Linked DNA regions of Mus musculus: region 2 is linked to region 1. The links are chromatin loops, found by intact Hi-C in ENCODE. Cell type or tissue: heart. All regions are shown on one strand.

The links. Peaks named below come from ENCODE experiments on the same cell type or tissue, not always from the same donor. Only the 100,000 strongest peaks of a DNase experiment are listed, where the experiment ranks them.
Region 2: a loop joins it to region 1, with 4 times the contacts of the local background. A loop is called at or near these places in 9 of 42 quality-filtered maps.

The regions. Positions count from the first base shown.
Region 1 is chr1:78,532,070-78,540,069 of GRCm38, forward strand. Mogat1 (monoacylglycerol O-acyltransferase 1) reads left to right here. Exons shown (of 7, transcript NM_026713.3): 7 at 5,875-6,104. The coding sequence ends at 6,029. Among named protein-coding and RNA genes, the nearest start is that of Mogat1, 25 kb to the left of the region's middle. In heart, a CTCF peak has its summit at 4,923 (motif pointing right); DNase peaks (open chromatin) are centred at 4,902 and 5,762; H3K4me3 peaks cover 719 bases; H3K27ac peaks cover 472 bases.
Region 2 is chr1:79,679,299-79,687,298 of GRCm38, forward strand. No RefSeq gene overlaps it. Among named protein-coding and RNA genes, the nearest start is that of Ap1s3, 11 kb to the left of the region's middle. In heart, a CTCF peak has its summit at 3,883 (motif pointing left); no DNase peak of the experiment used is centred here.

The DNA of each region.
Region 1 (8,000 bases):
AGGGAGAGAGACTGGCTCTTGGGAGGTATGTCTTAATGGCTGTGGCTCACGAGTCCTGAGCTGTACACAGATTGATATTGACTTTAGGAATCCTTTTCGTGCATCAGGGAGACGGGCTGAAGGCAGTGGTGAGGTTTAAGGTCTGACTCCAAGTGACCAGATGTGTTTCCTTTTCTCTCAGCCTTGGATTTTCCAATTCTGAGAGAGAAGGTAAGCATAACTGGCCCTTCCTCCCTTGGGCGTCTCCAGGGATCACGTGTCATGGCGCACGCGCAGCTGTGCGGGCCCCAGTGCTGGGAAGGCGCAGCAGACGCACAGGACAGCAGCCTTCCTGACCAGCTTGTGAGGGTTCCCAGTGTACTGGGCTTTCCATGAACAGGGATTCCTGCCAGAAGGTTAACCCGGATCAAATCGTGAGGAAATAGACAAATGGCTTATTTAAAAAAAAAAAAAAGACAGTTTGTGGAAGGACCCTGAGGAGGAGACACTCAGAGGCACACAGCTGTTGTGAGCTGGGAAGCAAATGCAACCGTGACGAATGAAGCCCTTGACAGAGCTTGAATGTGGATTATGAAATGTCTCATCATGGCGTGACTCTGTGCGTGATCATGGCGATTCCTAGGACACTTGCCATTCTTAGAAAATAAAATAGGGGTGATTCACACAACTGAGTTAGTGCCATCCATGATCTCACTTCAGATGTTTTGCAGACATAAATAGCATGCCTGACATGGTGGTACATGTCTTCAGTCCCAGCATTTAGGAGGCAGAGGCAGCAAGATTGTTTCACGTTTAAGGCTAATCGGGGCTACATACTAGATCCTGTCTCAAAACAGAACAAATAAATGAACAAACAAACAAAAACCCTAGTAAGAAACTAAGTAGGTAATTTGGCTGGTGGAATGCTTGTCTGGCACGCACAAAGCCAAGATTTGATTCCCAGCATAAAACAGATAGGGTAAATCAATACCTTTAATCCCAGCACTGGGAAGGTAGAAGCAAGAGGATCCAAAGTTCATGGTCGTTCTGTGCTATATAATGACTTCAAGGCCTGCCCAGGCTATAGGAGACCTTGTCTCAAAAAATTATATATATATATATATATATATATATAATTCCTATGTATGCTGATGTACATATGTATACACACACATGCACACACACACACACACACACACACACACACACACACACACATATATATATATATATATATATATATATATACTCTTACACATACAAAGCACACAAGGAATGGTTGCATGTGCTTTTGGCATTCTTTCTAAAAGGATAAAGAAATGTGTTTTATTTTAATGAAACTAATTCCAACCCACAGAAGAGCCAAATAGTCCACTGTGTCTTAAATCATCATATACTAGAGGGGGGAGTACAGGCTGAGGGATTTCTGAAATAGAAGGAAAAGAAAGGGGTGAAATTTAAGTTTTATTTATAAACTTATTTATAAGCAGGAGATTTAAAAAGGAAAGGCTAGTGTCATGAGGTCTCACAGAAGTGGGTTAGGAGACACATTTATATGCTGGGTTCACCAAAGACAAGCAGTTGCGGGAAAGTATCTAAAGTATACGTAGAGACTAAAGCCAGGAAAGCATAATTGTAACATAGTCTGCAAGGGATCTCTTGACTACTTCCCTGGTCTGCTGAAAAGAATTTTTTTTTTTTTCCTGATACAAGGAGAGCATCGCTTACATGGGAGTTTTAGTTCCTTCTCTCAGGAAGAAAAGGGAAAACCATAATGCCCTTCTCACATCACAAAACTATCCTCCGCCATGTTTTAAGTGTTGTTCGCTCAAAATTACCCATGAGCCAAAGTGGCAAACAACAAGGCATACTTATAGCACTTCAGTGCCCAGTACTGCGTGCTAACTGCTCAATGAAGGATCACAAGTGAGTGCCCGTGTGCTGTCACGCAGCAGAGTGCACATATGCATGCACACACACAGGCCATCCTTTGAACTTCCATCAGAGACTGGATCTGAACTCGGAGATCTTCCAGCTCCCAAGTTTATCCACAGCCACACCTGACCACATATGCCCACCTGTTCTTTCTCCAGTGGTACACCTTAAGGAGGGAGCTTCCTTCATGAGACTAGGAGAGTCTTGTTTGGTGTGTTGGTACAAGTTAATAATCCCAGTGCTTGAAAGAAGCTGAGGCAGTTTGAGGCTAGCCTGGGCTACTTAGTGAGTTCAAGGTCAGTTTGATTACACAGAGAATCTATGTCTAAAAGAAAAATTTTTAAAAAATCAGGGAGAGTTAAAAACTCTATGGAATCTTTCTACCTACAGACGAGCAGAATAAAGATGTTTCTAACTTGAAAGATCTGTTATTGCTGTGAACAGATACCACAACCAAGGCAACTCTTATAAAGTCAACATTTAATTGCAGCTGACTTACAGGTTCAGAGAGTCAGTCTGTTATCATCAAGATGGGAGCATGGCAGCATCCAGGCATTCATGGTGCAGGAGGAGCTGAGACTTCTACATCTTCATCTGAAGGCTGCTAGCAGAATACTGACTCCCAGTCAACTAGGAATAGGGTCTTAAAGCCCACACCCACAGTGACACACCTACTCCAACAGGGCCACACCTTCAAATACTGCCACTCCCTGGGCCAAGTATATTCAAATCACCACAATCGATTCTTTACTTCCCTGAGGGAAAAAAATGAGCATCCATGTCCAACCCTCCTAACTGCTGTCTGCACTGGCTCACGAAACTCCTTGTCCTCTAGCCTAGGTACCTGTTACACAGTGGTAGCTTGGACTTGAAGCAAGAGGGATCCTTGGACTGATTGTGCCCTCACTTCTTTCCCCATTCTCCGCCCCAGATAAACTTATCACAGGACGAGGAGATGAACCGGGCCGCTGTGGAGGCCACAGATAAGCAGCCGTACTGGGATAGCTGCACAGGATGGAGGGCTGCAGCCTCGCAGCAAGGCAGCCACCGTGCAATGAAAACATAGAATGTGCCAGGTTGGGGAGTTCCTCCATCTTTCTGAGACAGGGTTGTAGGCTTACATTAAAAACAAAAACAAACAAACAAACAAACAAACAAACCTACTTTAGGCCGGGCGTGGTGGTGCACGCCTTTAATCCTAGCACTCAGGAGGCAGAGGCAGAGGCAGGCGGATTTCTGAGTTCAAGGCCAGCCTGGTCTACAAAGTGAGTTCCAGGACAGCCAGGGCTATACAGAAAAACCCTTCTCGAAAAACAAAAACAAAAAACAAACAAACAAAACCCCCTACTTTAATAAGGGTTCTTAAATGCATTAACCTCCCTTTTAGCCCCTTCCCAATAGAGCTGTAGGAAAGGAAAGGTTAATAAGGCCAAAGAAAGCAAAAACTTCCTGCTTCGCAGGGCCTCACTCTGTAGCTCAGGTTGGCTTGGATCTGTGAGGGAGAGGCAGTGACGGCATCCTCCCTAGGTTGTTCACGCGATCTATCTAATAGCATCTGATAGACATCCGTAAGCCTTAACGCTTTTAATAAGGGTTCAGTCCAATTTCAAGAAGCAGGAGGCAAGCTGAAGCCACACGGGAGCTTGTTCCCATTGGTCCCACTGCTCCCATGTGGGTGGTTCTCGCCTCACAGCCGCTTGTTCCCATTGGTCCCACTGCTCCCAGGTAGGTGGTTCTCCCCTCACAGCCGCTAGATGAGCTTCCTTGAGTTTTGTAGTCTAAGTATGGTCTCGATGATGATCAAATTGTCCCTTTATTACCTCTAGCTTATCCCTAAAAAGCATTGAGCTTTTCTAACCTTCTAATCCAGTTAGGGGACAGCTTAGGAACTGGAGGAAGGGATGCTAGGCTTAAATATTAAGTTCCTGTGATTTGGAACTTTTAACATCTCAGAGGAAAGCAGGAAGGGCTATGCTCATCTTACAAGGAGAACATCTTATGATTACTTCAGTCGAAAGGGGTAGATTTGAGCTCCTGGGAGAAGCTGCTGAAATATAACGGAACTTAATAAGAAGGGACTTAGTTAGCTGTGGTGTCCTTCCTAGGGAAAGAAGCCCTAATTGAGAGGTTGAGAGGTCACAATTCCTATAACAGTAAGCTGTTTTTACTCTGCCTTAGACAGCAATGCCTCTCTCCACAGTCCCCACTTCACCGTCCCGTTGACCTCTCTCCCTGAGGTAGTCTCACTAAAAACTACAGCTATTTCTAAAAGACTACAAGTTTACTGGTCCGTCTGTGTACAGATTTCTCAGATTTCCTTCCTCAAAGGTCACAACTGCGAGGAAGCTTTATAGAACAAGTTGTATTCTCCCATCCCTTGCCCAGGAAACTTTAGGGCAGAGAGAAAACTAAGATGGGTCCAGCCTGCTCACTATGTAGCCAAGGTTGCCCGGGAACTCCCAGCCTTCCTGCCTTCACCTCCTGAGTGCTGAAACTACAGGTATGTGCCAGCACTGGCTTGTTTCCTCCAGTTCTCTCTAATGTGTGTCAAAGGACTGGTGTCTACTGTGCATAAATCAGACTTCGTAAAGATCGAAGGAAACTGCCCTCGAGTGTTTGGAGGCTCGGTCTAGTGAAACACTCAGCAATTAGGGAGTGTCAGTCCTTCCTTCTGTGCCTCTCAACTCCCATATTCATGGTCTTTATCACTTGCTGCCTCTTTATTCCTTCACGATTGCTTAGGTTTTTAAAAAATAACCACCTTCCATTACTGGCACAGGTTCGCTCTGTATGTAGCTTGAAGAAAGACAAAGGAACCCACCCCCACCCGACTCCCCTTTGCGTACTGCATCCCCCCACCCCCACCCCCCTACAGCGGCGCTCACAGTCCTCATGCCCAAGCGAATGACTTCAGAAGGAGTAGTTTGCTTCAAGGTTTGAAGTTAACCACCCGGCTCATCCTGGCCTTGGGCGCATAGCAACACCAGGCCAGCAGGGGGTGCAGTGTATACAGGCCGTCAAAGACTTGTATTTCTGAATTTCCAAATTCTGAGATTGTTATGTAAACGTCTTTTAAAATATGTACAGAAGCCGCCAGATTTATTTACAACCAATAGGTATTTTTGTAATTATACAGATGAAACAGATACTTTTGGGGGGGGGGAACATTCATACGATACAGGTAAAATAAATGTGCTGTTCCCCACCCCTGACCCAATCCCCAAAGGAAAATGTTGATCTTGCCAGGTTTTTCTTGTACACTGAAAATATTGGTGCACCTAGAAATTTATTTTTTTATAGATGGGATCACACTTCATTTTGCAACTTTTCTTAGACATTTTAGGCACTGTGTGTGCCACGTTATTTGTTATTTCTTTTTTTAAAAAAGATAGCTGCCTAAGATTCCGGTGAATAACTGGAATGTAGCTCAGCCTATGTAACTGTTTTCCTAATGAGCTGTGGTTGCTTTCAGTTTTGTGACTAGATGACTTTCTCGCACAGAGACTTCGCTGTAAGTAAGTGACATTTTCAATTGTTCTGAAAGATATTTTTTAAAAAGTCATAATAGAGGATGTCACGTGACCTGAACATTTCACAGTCAGTCACAATAAGAACCCTGTGGTCTTGCTTGTCAGCTGTGCCCAGGGGAGAATGAGAGTGACGTGGCTCGCAGCAACGCCTACTCTGCGCACAGCTGCAGTCGGCACAGCAGCGCATTTGACTCAGAAGTCAAACCACAGAATGACAGCTCAGTGTCTGCTGAGAAGGGAAACTCTTTATTTGTTGTCGAGTGGGATGGTGTGACTGAGGTAGGCAGCCAGTGAGCTGAGGAGAGGACTGGAGCCAGCGGGCTGGAGGGAAGCCGATTGGCAGCCCAGCGCTCAGCTGCCCACGGGAGACCCAGGCTGCGGGTGGAGTGGTGGCTGTCCTCAGGGATGACACGTGCTCTGTTTTCCACAGTTGGCCGCCCCATCCCTGTTCAGCAGACTCTGAACCCGACCTCAGAGCAGATTGAAGAGCTGCATCAGACATACCTAGAGGAGCTAAAGAAACTGTTCAATGAACACAAAGGGAAATATGGGATTCCGGAGCACGAAACTCTGGTATTTAAATAACCTCCTTCCTCCAAGGCATAAGAAAGGAAGGCAAGAAAGCATCGTTGAGAAAATAAATAAATAATTTCTCTGGTTTTTGTTTTGTTTTTGTTTTTTGTTTGTTTGTTTTGACTCTAGAATCAAGTTGCAGCTGAAAAGAATTAGTGGTGAAGACCACTGCTGTTATTTTATACTGTGATAAATAAAAATACAGGAAAATGGAGGTCTGGGGTTATGACCAAGTGGTACAATGCTTACCTACCATGGGTAAGGCTCCAAGGTTGGTTCATAACAGTGGAAAATAAAAATACACTAGATGATTATAGCACAGGATTGAAGATGACTAAGACTTAAAAATCTTCTGAATTTAGGGAGACTATATCATTCTTCAGGTTCCTAAAAGTCTTAGAATTACTCATGCGCTCAGAGCAAAAGCAAAATACCAACTTCAAAGCGCCTCTAGACACTAACTGAGCAATTCTGTGGCTTAGGGTGGTATCGTCACTGAGCAGGGCAGCTGTTGTTTGGCACAGCTGGATATTTAGAGACTGTGTAACTTGGCTTACAGAAAGCTGGAGAGACAGGGCTCTTACGTAAACAGAACATTTGTCACCGAATCATGTCAGTTGTATACTGGGTAACCTAGGTCTTTCAGGTCACATCAATGCATTTTTTTTCTTAAATCAGTGCAGAATTGTTTTGCCATTTTTGAAGCAGGATGAGTCTGCCACTTGGAATCCCATAGGAATGGCCAGAGTCGTTTCGCTTTACACTCAGAAATGGGTGTATTTGCAGTGGCAAGGCAAGTCTTTTTGGAAGATAGCATCGCCCTGTTTTAGGATGCATTGTAGGGTGCTGGAGATGTGGTATGCAACAGGAACACTTGTAATCTTCTCCCCCAAGAGCCTTTTCACTTAATACAGAGTCGGGGCTTCTCTGCTTGCTGGTCTCTCCCTGGTGCCTGGCACAGCTTGGGGCGATCCCAGGGCATAAAATATGTACTTGCCCAGTGGGTGGAACAAATAACATTGCTATAATGTGAAGCTTCTCCTAAAGCTATTCCATAGTAATAGGACCTGTTACAAGCCAGGACCCACAGGAAATGGGAACACTTCCTGCTCTCTAGTTGGCCCACACCAATAATTGACAATCCTACACACTGTCATAAGCTAGTCAGGTGTTGGCTATTTAGTCACTGAGCGGGAGACTGGCACTAAAACCAAGGACCTTTCCAAACCTTCTGCGCTACAGCTGCTTGTGATTAACTCCATCCAACCACAGGTCGCTCCTGTTAACAGGCTTCAAGTTCTCAAGTGTAAAGTCTGGAGAGAACCTGGAATGTGCTCAGTGCCATGCCAGGGCTGGAGAGATAGGCTTTCGAGGACAAGGACTTGAGCTGCAGTGACTAGAACATACAGAAACGCCAGGCACTGTGCTGTGTCCCTGGAATCCGACCCCTGAGGAGATCAAGGAAAGTGGACCACAGGAACTCACTGGCAGGGCAACCCAGTGAGAGACCTTGACTCAGAAAAGATGGCAGACAGCCCCTGTGGAAGGACAGCAGAGAGTGTCCTCTGGCTTCGTTGTGCGTGCCATAGCCATGCACATATGTCCCCATGCATATGTGTGTGCATGCATACATACTACACACACAAAAATCATGCTACACGACAGCAAGAGTGGGAAAGTGGTTCACATAGGGCAGCATGATCCTTCCCAGGTGCTCCACACGCGCCATCTGAGGATCTGTTGTCCCAAAGCTTTGAAATCCATCGTTTTGCCAAAGCAGAGCCTTTAAGTTATTAGAGACCCATGAATCCATCCTTTGAAGATGCTTTTCAAAAGCCTGGGATTGTGATTTCTTGATTTCACAGAGGAGTAAATTTTAATTCCATTTAGTGACGAGGCCAGGCTGATTGTCCATCACAGCTGGATTGCCCAGCTGGCAGCCGAAGTGCAGGCTTGGCAAAGCAGAGTTTGCAAATTGAAGAA
Region 2 (8,000 bases), 1.1 Mb after region 1:
TTAGCCTAAGGTGAACTGGGACAGGGGAAAGGTTGAGAACAAATCCCTGTCTGAGATAATGCAGCTCTGAGCTGGCCTCACAGGAGGCAAGGTAGCTAGCTGGACGCCTGCAGTGACCATTCGGCCTCTCCCACCAGCCTACTGATCACACAAAATACTTACCCTTCCACCTCTGTCTCCTGGTATGTAAAACAGGGATAATAACTCCTACATGTCTGAAGATGCTGCCAGCACTAAGTGGTCCGTACTCAGTAACGACAGCAGTTGTTACCAGTCGTAGATTGCCATTGGTTTGAGGCCGATGAAGAAGCATCCTTGTTTAGCCACAGTCTTTGCTTTCCCCTTGTTTGTCTTCACATATCACTCATTACAAGGCTGAGATTGTCCCAGATATTCTGAATATGTCACCATTCTTCTTGTGTTAGGAGAACTGAGACTCAGAATGGTGAAATGTGTTACAATCTCCCACTAAACTGAGATTGGAGGCATGTCGATAATCCCAGCACTCAGGAAGAAGAAGCAGCAGACTTTGCTATATAGTCAGCTCACAGACAGCCTGGGTGTGAGAGTGTCAGACCCTATCTCAAACAAACAGATGAACAACAGCAGTCTTCTGATAGCTTTGGGTTTTTTTGTTTGTTTTGTTATTATTATTATTATTATTATTTTGGTTTTTCGAGACAGGGTTTCTCTGTATAGCCCTGGCTGTCCTGGAACTCACTTTGTAGACCAGGCTGGCCTCGAACTCAGAAATCCGCCTGCCTCTGCCTCCCGAGTGCTGGGATTAAAGGCTGCACCACCACGCCCAGCTTCTGATAGCTTTGATATGCTAGCTCACGTCTCAAATTCAATACTCTAGAACCTGAGGCAGGGGATGGCAAATTTTAAAAAGCCTAGGCTACACAGTAAACTCTGTTTAGAAACAAAACCAAACACACGCACATATACTTACATACACAAACACACACACACACACATACATACACACACACAAAATGGAGGCAAATAATGTACATAGGAATGAAGCTTATAGTCTCTTTCTGCCTTGGAGGTTTAGTTTATGGTCCAGCAATTCCATTGCTTTGTGCCTCTGAGGAGGGCATATATCACAGTGGACATATTGGGCACAAAGTATAAGTAAAATTGGCCAAAGAGACCATGTCCCACAATCCCTTCCAAGGGCATCATCTCCCAGAAGACCATAGACCCACCCTTTGTACGATGTCCTTAACATTTTCATTCTCGGGGGACATCCACCATGGTAATCATAGCATTCATGTTCTGTGTTTGTAGAGAGTTTCTAGGCAGGAGGCCTTCACTTTTCTTGTGGATCGAATCAAGACCTTGACATGCTGGACAGGTGCTCTGCCTCCAAAGGACACCTCCAGTCCTCGTGAGACAGTTCTGAAAAGGTTCGCCTCTCCTACACACTACATCATACTGGGTTTCTCCCTCTGTGGCACAGGTACGCATCTCTCTGGCTACAAGGTGGAACTCAAACATCCTAATAAGTTAGGAGATGCCATGAGATGTCAGGCCTCTCTCCTCAGAGCCAGTGAGGCTCAGACTTTGTAGGGAACCACTGAAGGGACACCCAACAGCTTCACTACCCAGCTCCACTGGCCCCGTAGAACACAGGTACAGGTCAGTCCAAAGGCTCATGGTGAGGTGGCAGTGGCCTCACATGACTGCAAAGCTCTGGTTTCAGTTCTGTCTCGATATGCGTTGGCTCTGACCCAGCTCTCTCATCAGTACATGGAGGCCACAGCAGTGGCAGACTCAACATCATTGTGAGAGCTATCCACCATACACTGGAAAGTGCTTGCTAAGATGCCAGTATCAAGACACACTACACTGGGCAGTGGTGGCACAGGCCTTTAATCCCAGCATTTGGGAGGCAGAGGCAAGCAGATTTCTGAGTTCGAGGCCAGCCTGATCTACAGGGTGAGTTCCAGGACAGCCAAGGCTACACAGAGAAACCCTGTTTTGAAAAACAAAACAAAACAAAACAAAACAAAACAGAAGAAGACACCCTAAATAGAAGTTAACAGCTCCGAGGACTGAAGAGATAACTCAGCGATTAAGAGCACTGACTGCCTTTCCAGAGGACTCAGATTCATTTCCGGGCACCCATACAGCAGCTCACATCTGTCTGTAACTCCAGTTTCCAGAGGATCAGACACCTTCACACAGACAAACGTGCAGACAAAACACCCATGCACATAAAATAAATAAATAAATCTTTTTTGAAAGTTAATGGGGCTGGCGAGATGGTTCAGGGGTTAAGAGCGCTGACTGCTCTTCAAAAGGTCCTGAGTTCAAATCCCAGAAACCACATGGTGGCTCACAACCACCTGCAATGTGATCTGACACCCTCTTCCGGTGCGTCTGAAGTCAGCTAGAGTGTACTTATGTGTAATAATAAATCTTTGGGTCGGAGCAAGCAGGGACTGAGCAAGCAGGGCCAACCAGAGCGATCAGAGGTCCTAAAAATTTAATTCCCGACAACCACATGAAGGCTCACAACCACCTGTACAGCTACAGTGTACTCACATACATTAAATAAATAAATAAAACTTTTTAAAAAGTCAATGGCTCCAGTTGATGCCACAGTTCCTGAAACTTTTCCTGCTGCACCAGGGCATAGTTCTCACTGGACCCTGTCTGCCCAGAAGGACCCTAGCAGAGCCCAGGTTCTGACTTTCCTTCTCTACTTCATGCAAGAAGCTCCTACGTGAGTTGTTTTTTCAGTTAACTTTGTCCCAACTACCCAGTGATTTGTTTCCAGTCAATCCCTGATAAGAAGGCCTGCCCCGGGTTGAAAATACCAGCTTCAAGGCAGGGGACATAGTTCACGCTTACCTGCCAATGGGCATAAAGAATTTGCATTAATTAATATGCTCCATTTTAAAATATCAATAACTGCAGACTTTGGATTATTTACTAATTAATGAACGGGTTAATTGTTACATTACTAGAGACAGCCTCCCTGCTCACAGGCTCCACCATCGTTTATTTCCTTGCTCAACCTGATGAAGTTCTTTCAAGTCCCTTCTCTGGTTTAGGATGGTGTGGGGTCACACATGCACAGGTATTTCTGGTAATACATGCTGGTATTCCTGCCCTCCATGTTTATAATCTAGTTGTGAAGGCAACAGGCATGAAGTCCATAAGAGAAATAGCATGGGTAAGGTCCAGGATTGATAACGCCAGGGGCAGTAATTGGGAAGGATGGGGAACACACTGTCTGGAGAATTCAGGAAGAGACTCTGAAAGAAGGCCTTTAACTTGCAATCAGAAGGGGGCCAGTGAGGCAGGGTGTTGGGAGGGAGGGTCTGAATGAAGGCAGGCAGGGCTGGAGCACAAAGGAGGCTGGCGGTAGAAGATCTTGGTCCTAATTGAGGCTGGCTTTACGGATGCTGATGAAAAGCTGGGGGTTTGTACGAAAACAACCATTTATGAAATGATACCTTGGCCCACCCTCTCTTCCATTTCCCTTTGAATTGATTTGCGATTGGGATCCTTATGTCCAGGCCCTTGTCCGCAGGGGCCCATCCCACAACTCAATGCGCAGCGTGGAAGCCCTCTCTCTTGGGGCATGGTTATCAGGTGTCCCATCCAGTCTTTATTCAACATTGACCTAGATGGTCCTGCTTCAAATCTACCCTTCCAGAGAAAATGCCGTGTGGATATTAGCTTGAAGTTGAATGTCTGATTAAATGAAGGCCAGGATGGAGAAAAATCATGTTTTGGTTTTGTCTTCAGTTTTAGAAATTGGATTCTAACAGACTTGGGAGAGTTAAAGACCAAGTCTTTTTTTTTTTTTTTTTTTTTTTTTTAAAGACCAAAACATGGTAGTGGCGACATCTAGTGTTCATCATAAGTAATAGCTGACAAGAAGAATCTGCTTCTTTTTGTTTTGTTTTGTTTTTGTTTTCTTTTTTATTCCCTCCATTTCTTTCTCTCCCCCTACTCCCCAACCGATATTTTTTTCTAAAGCAAATTAAGTGTAATTCGGGGTAAATATTCGTTATGAACCAGAGTTTACAAGAACATCTTCACTGACTTTGTGAGTGTATATGGTTGGTGCCTTTCCAAATCTGAGAAACAAGATTTGGTCATCTCCCTGGGAGCTTCTGATGCAATTCAAACTTGTAAATTTTATTTCTTTCAAGACCTCGTCATTGCAGTTTTTCCAAGGCCGTGATCCTGGGCAGCCTTGGTTGTGAGGTTGGGGTCACTTCCACCACAATGTGGGCTATCCTCAATGGTAAAATCAGTGGGAAATCTAAGAAGAGTCAACCATGAAGCCCCCAGAGGTAATGTGGGTTTCTCAAACTCCATCTCTCAGGACTGGAAACTGAATCTGGGTTCCACTTAGTACTACCCTTGGCTTGATTAGTTGTCAAAGAGCAAAGCCCTGATCCTATTGCAGCAATGCCTATCCGGCTATAATTTGCTGGTCTGACCCAGTCTGGAATGTAAGAATAGATTTTATTAGAGGGTCCAGGTGGCAGGCAATGCTGAAAGCACCCTAAAGGCGCTAGCTCACTACGCCTTTGCTACCGCACTCTCGGCAGCGCTATCTGGAGGTAAGTTTTCGCCCCATCTGATAGACGCATGATCAGAAGACATAATGCTCTGGGAAATCAACCAGAAACCCATAGTCTTTGTACCCCTCAACTTCCCCAAGCCCTACGCATGCAGCAGCACTTGGGGTGTTTTTTTGTTTTTGTTTTTGTTTTTTTGATATTGATTTTACCAATGAAGACTCAGGAGCCAGATGCTGGGATGAAAGCCTGATAGCTCAGAAAGTTAGAGAAAGCACCCAGTTGACCTTCCTCCTCAGTTGACCCACCAGGAACTCCCTCTCTCACCTCAAGAACCCCTCAAACTGAAAGTCACTCCCTTCTACTTCCTGTTCTACCCATACTCCTGACTCCTCTTTACTCTCTATGGTTTTTATCTTAATAATCCTAAACTCACTTCCTGTTATCTGGTTGCTTGTTCCTCCTCTTGAGCTACAGTTGACTTCTTTTAATCCTGTTTACAGTGTTGAAGCAGAAAGCTCTTGGATTAAAGGTGTGTGCTAAGATTGAGCCCCACCACAACTAAAAGCAGGTTTTTCCAGTAAATAACCCAATCTCGGGGTTCACAGTTCGATCAAATATCCTGCAGCATGTGGGTTCAGTGGGTACATTCTGAGTGAACCAAGATGAAACTCACATCAAGACCCCACTCAGGAGAGCCACCAGATTGCCCCAATACCTTGCAACATTTTCTGAGCTCTGGAAGTTTACAGTCTTACAGCTCTATCCCCTGTCCTTGGAGGGTTTCTTTCCCATAGCACACTCTCTTGGCAAGCAGCATAGTCGAAACCCCAGCCCTTTTCAGTCTTTACGGGTCCCTTTTTCAAGAAACTAGATAACAAGACTCCCAAGGGTCGAGTCTGAGAACTTGTGCGTGGCATTGCCCAGGATAGACCCTCTGTGAAAGCACCCTCTGGTCTTTGAAGGCCATGAACAAGGGACTCAGGATGATGCCAGACCACATGCCTCAACCCTCCCTCACAAAGTGATCTTGGTTGGTCTCCCAGCCTCCCAACCTAGGCTCTGTTTTCTTCCATATTCCCTCACCAAAGCAACTTCAAATCTGAAGTCATCTCTGTCATTTCCAAGAGAAAGACAGAAGAAAGGGAAAATAATAAACATTTTCTATAACAGATTCCAAGGAAGCCATGACTTTACATGCTTTAGTCTTCTTTACGTACAGCACATTCTGCAGGTGATGAGAATGCTGATGTCCACAGTGGTTGCATAACTCATAACTATGTTAACGTAGCTAGGGATACAGAGATGGAGTTTAAAGACTGTTAAATCTGGCTCCAAAGCCCAGGCTCTACCCTATGCCAACCTGAAGGTGAGCCTCAATGATTCTTCGTGGATAGTTCTGCGTCTGGGAATCCCTAGGCAAAGTATGAGGATATATTTTGGAGTCAGAAAAGGTAGAGTTTGAGAAATCCTTTGTTATCCATGGAATGGAATAGAAGTAATTGCTAATTTGGAGAATTTGTGAAAGGATTAACTAAAACAGTCCAGGCAAATAACTCAGCATTGGAATTGAGAAAGAATGACACGGCATATTAGCGATCCCTGCCTGGTCCTCTTCAAGTCTGGACTCAGGTGAGCCAACACAGGGCTTCACATAAAAGAAGTAGTAATAGCAACCATTTAAAAACTGCTGGGCAGCACAGGTTTGCGCTCAAATATGCGGTCTCCACTCATATGCTGACAGCAAATATTTGTACAACTTTGTATCCAGACAGGCCTGAACTCAAATTAATAAAATCTAAAATCTAGGCTGATGGCAAATATTTTTTGAATAGAGTGATTAGTTCAGCACCTGGTTTGAGTTTTTAAATAAACTGCCTAAAAATCAAATAAAGGAATTGCAAAGGGAACACAAGTAAGAGGCGTGTAGAACACTGAAGACATTGAGTATCCAAGTGAAAGCCCTAATTCTTCCCCTGCGAAAGTGCAACCGTTGAATCAAGAAACAGCATACAAGAAGATACATGTTATGTGCCTCTTTATTCTTCAGATATAAAAGGCAATCCTATACAGGCGCACAAGCTCAACGCTATCTTTATGTAAACACAGTGAGCTGGAGCGGACATTCTTCCTCAAGGTTTTTGTTTTTTGTTTGTTTGTTTGTTTGTTTGTTTGTTTTTGAGACAGGGTTTCTCTGTATAGCCATGGCTGTCCTGGAACTCACTTTGTAGACCAGGCTGGCCTCGAACTCAGAAAGCCGCCTGCCTCTGCCTCCCAAGTGCTGGGATTAAAGGCGTGCACCACCACCGCCCGGCATTTTTTGTTTTTTGTTTTCTTTTTTTAAGACTGTATTTATATGGAAGCAATATAATAGAAATGAAGAATAAGACTGTTGCTTACATTTGCACTTCCAAAGGATCTTTTACCATAATGTGGTTTGCCTGCCTTCCAACTCACATTTCTCTATCTGCATCATTAATGCATTCTTAGGCATGTGTGTATAAATCAGCATGTAAGCAAAGCAGTCAAAATATTCATTTTCCATCACATACCTTCTCTTGAATTTTTCTAAAACTTCTAAAAGGGATGGTAATAATAATAATAATAATAACAACAATAATAATAATAGTGAAAATTGGGGACTGGAGTTGGGTTAAGAGCACTGACTGCTCGTCCAGAAGTCCTGAGTTCAATTCCCAACAACCACATGTAATGAGATCTGATGCCCTCTTCTAGTGTGTCTGAAGACATCAAGACAGTAAGAGTGTACTCACATACATAAAATAAATAAATCTTTTTTTAAAAATGAACAAAATAAAATTAAATAAATTTGCTCTTAGTGTATTAAAAATGAGCAAAGTACAATGACATACAAGTATGGGAATAATGAAACCTATTGTACTGAATGCAAGATTAAATTTGAAAAAAATAATAATAAAAAGTATTTCTTAAAAGGACTGTTGGAAACCACAGAAAAATGTAGGAGCTTTTGGTTAGCTGACTTAGTAGACCAGAGGGTGACAAAGATCAATGAAATCTGCAGACAGAAGTGTAAAGGGCTCAGGTATCTGGCCTGGAAGTATACCTGAAGACTAGGTACAGGTGAGAACAAGATAGTGGGACCGAGGGAGGGGTCTAGAGGGGCCTGGGTAAAGATTTGGACACATACTCTGCTTTAAATTCTCTCTTTACCAGCTGCTATCTATGCATCTATCTACTTCTTTGTTCCAGGACACAAGAATGTGGCTACTCTCCTATAACACTAACATCAGCTGGTGTCTGTGGGATGAACTAGGAGTGTGGATGAGAAGTAATTGGCCCTACCAACTCTCGTTTCCATCTTAGGATTCAGAAAACAGGGACCCTGTATTTCTATGTCTGGAAATGTGAGGTGCCACCTTCTTAACAGTTTCACTAACTCAGCCTCCAGAAACCTGGATTTCATAACCT